Linked DNA regions of Homo sapiens: region 2 is linked to region 1. Evidence: chromatin loops called from intact Hi-C (ENCODE). Cell type or tissue: ascending aorta. All regions are shown on one strand. Links, peaks and the distances in the headings refer to the core of each region. The heading gives the core; the rest is flanking DNA.

Region 1 (2,922 bases), core at 202-2,701:
TACTCAACTTCCCTCCAACACGCAGCTCCCACCCTCCAGCTCTCGTTCTACTCAGCTCTTCCTCCAGGTGCATTCTGTGCCTGGCAGCACCAGAGCAGGGGTAGTGGATGAGGACAGTGGTTGAGAAGCCCTCCTGGCCTTGGGCAGCTGGAGAAGCAGGTGCCCAATGTTGCTTCTGGCAGACCAGCCCTGCGTACACTGGTTTCTGTCTTCCAGCCCTTGCATATCCAGCTCTGCTCTCCCCAGGGCCTTTGCCCTCCCTCCTCCAACAGGGGCTCTTGCACTGGTAGTGCACTGAGGCAGACGGTGCAGTTTTAGGGCCCCATGGGAGGCAGGCAGAACAGCTGATTTCTCCCAGAATCACTCACTCTCCTTGCATCAGCCTGCATCCCAGACTCAGTCAGCACTGACGCAGGGTTTCTGTGATCAATAAATAGCCTGCACTTTGGACAGTTTCTCTCCACTTCTCCTCATTGCCAGAATCCCAAATCCCTTGGGATTCTAGCCACAGCCACTTTTGTAATGCCATTTAGGAAAATGTGCTATTACATGAAAGACCTGCTTTCTAGAACTGGACCACTCACGAAAATCCTCCCCTACCCATTGGTTATGTCCCGTCAGGGGCACAATTACAAATTGCTTCAATTACCCCTAGGAAAGAGTTTCCGTTTCTAAGTGCCTTCTTATTAGTAAGTCACATAAGACATGTTACTTAACTTTTCTCTTTCCCAAGTTCCTCATCTGTAATATGAGTAAAACAATAGTTTTATGTCATACGGTTGGTATGAGGACAAAAGGAATAACACTGCCAAGCACAGTCAACAGAGACTGGCACAGAGCAGAAACCTAACCTGTGTTGTTTGTCATTATCAGGGAACTCATTATCAAAGCAGCCCGAAAGCAAACTCTGGTGCCCTTTCCTTCCCCTGAAACTCGGTGACAGCTGCATCCTATAGCTTGGAGAGTTGCTTACAGTTTTGTTGTATCAGTGTCTGTCTCATGTAGCAAATGCGAATCAGAAGCAGGGATAGAGGTTTAGTGCCCTCCAGGCACTAGGGTTACAACATGTCCTTTCTCCCCATAGCCTCCTGGTTCTTTGCTCAGCAAACTGCCATCTACCCTGAAACACATCTCCTGACTGGTGACTCATGTAGCTATTTTTAGATTTTCTAGATTAAACTGTAATAAAAATCGACATATATAACCGTCTCTGCTCTCTATGATCTTAATAATTGAGTCATTTTACAAAGCACATTCACCTTCTTGCTGCCAGATGAAAGCATCCTTCACTCGCATGTCCATTAGACTACGAGCTCCTTGAGAGTCAAGGCTCTGGCAGGCTTGCAGAATGTCTGGTCTCTGGAGCAGCGTCTGGCACCTGGTAGGCATCACTTCTGCTGGCTTCACCGCTTCCAGGTGGCTCTGGCAATGTATGTCCTCCCTCTGCACATCCTTGAAAACCCCTTATGATGTGGGGGGCTATCTGGGGCTGTCTCCATGGCAGGGCAGCAAGAGAGACCATGGTGGGAGCCCCTGGCCCGTCCACCGCCTGGAGTGCAAACTGGACACCCAGAAGCTAGCTGGGCCTGAGCTGGACATTTAGTGCCAGAAGGTGAGTCATTGCCCTTAAGAAGAAGGCCTTAGGGAATGGTGGAGATATTGTCCAAAGAAGGGAAGAGGAATTTCATAGGTAGTATAGTTGGAGAAAAAAGAACATTATTCCCCCAGTGAATACAGTTGACCTAATAAGCCGGTTTCATTAGTTTAGTTCAGGCTATAATTTGGGCCTGAAAAATACCCCTTCTGTTTACTATGTGACTTTTTTGGGACCCTGTGGCCTGGTGGAGATGAGACCTTGAGGATGAGACCTGCTGCTCTGTCTCCAAGCTCAGTGCCTTCGTGGAGGCAGCAGTTCCTAGACAAGTCTGTTGGCATCCAATACCTGGCTGACCCTGAGCCACCCTCCCAGGGGCATGGGACTTCAAGCCATGAATGCAAGTCTTAAAAGTGTGAGGGGGGGGCAGGGGGCCTCACTGGGGTTATTGATTCAGGGTTGGATGAAGTCCAGGTTAGAATCAACACAGGGAAGTTTCCATTCTCCAAGGCTCTCCAAAGGCTCTGAAATCTGTCAGGCAGATGGAGGCCGTGGGAGAGAGATAAAAAGGCTCTGGGTTTGGAGTTCTGAAGTCCAGTCCTGCTCTGAACACTATTAGCCATGTGTCACCTGCTCCAGGGAGACAGAGGAGACAGGAACTAACCTGCAGTCCACAGGCAGTCAGGGAGTCTGCCCACGCTCTGAAATGACACACATGTGCTTCTGTGTCTGTGCATGTTCTGGAGGAACAGTCTCATAACTTTTTTTCACCAGATTCTCAAAGGGGTCCCTGATTCAGAAAAATAAGAACCACTCCACAGAGGGACTGCTGAGATTCTGAGCGTCGCAAGCCTTCTGGAGTTCTAAATGGTGCTCCTGGCAGTCCCCTCTGTGGGTCTCTATGCTGCAGAGGCAAAGCCATGTGTCCTCATCCCGCCCTGCACCTGGCAGTGTGACTGAGAGGGGAAGCCAGGATGGGGTTCCTGTTGGATCCCACATGTGTTTCCTCCCTGGCTTGTGGAAGAAAATGTGTTCTCCAAAGTGCTGTGCTCTTCCTGAGTAATTGGAGGCAGATGCTCTGTTAGAATCGTTTCCTTTGGCTCGCTGTCCAGAGGCTCTGGGTGTCTCCGAGGATGGATGCTAGCTGGCTCAACATCTCCAGCATCCCGTTACTGGGGCATCTGGTCCGACTTTGGCACCACATCAGGGGTGGTGGCTGCCTGAGCCTCAGGGCCCATTTGCTGGAGGAAAAAGACACCACCTGTGACCTTTCACAGCCCATGACACTATCTGTCTTCTGGATACACAGAGACAGTTTTGTCAGCTTT
Region 2 (2,922 bases), core at 285-2,784, 76 kb before region 1:
CTTGCCTGTCATAGCTCTTGAATGTTGCCTAGTGTGTTTGCCATGCGTAGTAAGTCCTCAGTGGAGAGTGGTGGTGGGGCCAGCGGGGATTTGACTGCCGCATTCTTAGCCTTAAACAAATAAGCCCTTCTGTCAAGGAGCTTGATTGCTTTTGGCTGTCTACCAGGTAGAAATGCCACCATATTACTCAAGGGGCTTCCAGCAGTCATCCATCGGGGGCCAGGCGGATTGGCTTGTTGTGTAACACAACTCTAGAGATCATGTCAAAATGATCAGATTTGTCAAGGCTTATGTATAAGCCCAACAAAAACTGGAAATTGTCACTTACTAGGATCAGAATTTAAAATAATACATCTCTGTCCAAAAATAGATTCTGAATCAATGAATCTTTCCATTAGTAGGCTTCTAATGCAAAGTACTAGAACAATTTTTACATGCAAATTAACTCCTTGAATTACCAGTTTGGTATAGAAGTAACTTCTAAAGTGAATGTAGCACTTTCTGTTTCAGGTAAGTACATAAATGTTAACCATCCAGTTTCACAGCTGGATAAAAAAAAAAATACAACATGTAAGAAAAACATGAGTGGGAGAACCAACTAACTCTGATACATGTATACTTGTTTTATACACATGCCTTTTAATGCTCATAGCACTTGAGAGCTAAGGAGTTCTCAGATCATCTAGTCAAGCTCCTGTAATTTGCTGTTGAGGAAGCTGGGACAAAAAGAGGTGAGTAGCTGCCCAGAGGTCACTCAGGTAGTGCCACGGAGCTGGCGGTCAACCTAGGTAAACACCATCATTGAGCGGAATGCACAAAAAAACTTCAGACAGCTCCCCTGCCGGGCCTTCGCTTGTTCAGCCTAAATAGCTCCTTCTGTGGCTCCTCCCACCGCCTCTTCATACTCCTTAAAATGAAATAAATGTTCATAACTAAACATAATAGTCCACATGTGGTCTGTCCCATAAAATATTTTAATTGAAGTACAACATACATACAAAAAATGCACATGTGTGTGCACATTGGTGAATCTTCACAAACCTAACATAACCAGCTTTGAGATCAAGAAACAGAACATTACCAGCACCCCAGAATGTATGTGAACACATGTTTATACATATAAATAAATATACATCACAGATTTCATATAAACACAGCAGACTACAGTAGCTCTCGAAGGCAGCTTCATCACACTATTGACCCAAGTCAACTAAAAATCTCTAACTTCCGTCTTCCCTAGCAGCTGTGTCTGTTTAATAAAGCTTTACCATTTAATCTTTTTGCCTCCACCAAGTGTCATTTAATTAATATTGGTCCATTCTTATAGCTGTTTTCTTTTGTATTATAAAATCTGATTTTCATCCATTATATTATCACCCCATTTATTTTGTGTCAGCCTATAAGTGATTTCTGTTAAGATTAATCCAATAAGAAAAATCACCTTATCTCAGGCTTACTCCAGCCTTTACACCTCCAATTTTTTTCCAGAAACACTCCTATCATTATAACAATTAATATTATATTTCTGTTTGTGATTTTAAAAATTATCATCTATGAACACTTGTATTTTAAGAGCCTTAGAAGTAAAATCTTGACTTTGTAATCCTTTTATTACAAGAACATTTTCATTAAAATAATCTTCATTCTTCTGTTCCTATGCAACTTGACCCTTCTTCTTTCCCTTTCTGTATCTGTTAGGTTTCTTCTTGCTCTCCCTTCAGGGCAGCGTTAACCAATACTCTGATTTTGGTAATGTGTGTGGGTAGGAGCACAGCTCTGGCCCTCTGAGTGAGATGCTAGCTTGACCACTGAGCAGCCTGGTTTTGTGCTCCACATCCTTGGGAGACCAATAATACTGAAATTACATGCTGGCACATTCCTTCCAAAAATTACTTGAGCAATCGAAATGCCTTAGATAAGAGGGGAAAAAACTATTTTGTCAAATTCTTCCCTTCGGATAGTATAAATGCACTGGATTCTTACATAGTGACGTGCCTTTTTCCAGTAGTCTAGATTGTTTTTTTCTTTGCTTTGTTTCAATTCAGGAGGTTCGCATGAATTAGCATGGCCTATGTGACAGTTGCACGTGGTAACTTAAGATATGCAGGTCTAGCCACAACAGGTAAAGCATGATGCCAGTTCTTTACACTGGTAACCAGATGGACATCGAATGCTAGAATTGCAAATAATTTTTATATTTAAAATTGCAATTATATTTTTAAAATAAAATTTAGCTTTAAAGGTTTGAGTTTTAATTTAATATTTGTAAATTATAATCCACACACTGCCTTTAATTTTAATAGATCATATTGAACACTTTAAAAGTAAAAATTTTTTTAAAAATCAAGTTTAAAAATGTTTACATTTATTTAAATTTTTAAAAAATATATTCAGATTTGGTATATTTTTACTACAATTACATCTTTTTAAAAATTCTTTTTAATCCATAACTCATGATAGAGCACAAATTCAGTAAAAATCTTGAATATAACCACATTAGTGATTTTGCTGAAATGAAGGCAAGAATGATACATTTTAAGGAATTAATGTGATTTTTGAATCATGCATATCTTTATTACTCTGGCTGATGTCAGAGCCTATTGAGAACACCAAATGTGTAATAATGATTAAATGCACTGGTCTTAGGCATTTTGCAAACTTTTGAATATGTTAAACCTGTAGCTTTACACATGTTCCATATCCATTTTTTTTTTCTCATGAAGATACATTTATTAAGGTAGGAAGACAGGATATGTTTTATTTGACAATGGATTTATAACTTCCAAGTCTTTAGATACGTGATAGGTGGGTCCGTTTATATTCTGGCCCTGGACCCTCAAAATGTTTCAGCTGTGCTGGAAGCGGGCTCTATCTCTCCTTTCTGCTCCTCTCTCCATCTGCAAACCTGTTCTCCCAACGTGG

What was found. Peaks named below come from ENCODE experiments on the same cell type or tissue, not always from the same donor. Only the 100,000 strongest peaks of a DNase experiment are listed, where the experiment ranks them.
Region 2: a loop joins it to region 1, with 4 times the contacts of the local background. A loop is called at or near these places in 2 of 110 quality-filtered maps.

Annotation. Positions count from the first base shown.
Region 1 is chr1:230,823,354-230,826,275 of GRCh38, reverse strand. It overlaps LOC124904548 (a long non-coding RNA gene), which reads right to left and starts at 1,776. Exons shown (of 2, transcript XR_007066939.1): 1 at 1,260-1,776. In ascending aorta, for the core only: no CTCF peak of the experiment used is centred there; DNase peaks (open chromatin) are centred at 325, 975 and 1,475; H3K4me3 peaks cover 1,035 bases; H3K27ac peaks cover 2,500 bases.
Region 2 is chr1:230,899,060-230,901,981 of GRCh38, reverse strand. No RefSeq gene overlaps it. Among named protein-coding and RNA genes, the nearest start is that of C1orf198, 32 kb to the right of the region's middle. In ascending aorta, for the core only: no CTCF peak of the experiment used is centred there; a DNase peak (open chromatin) is centred at 1,791; H3K27ac peaks cover 703 bases.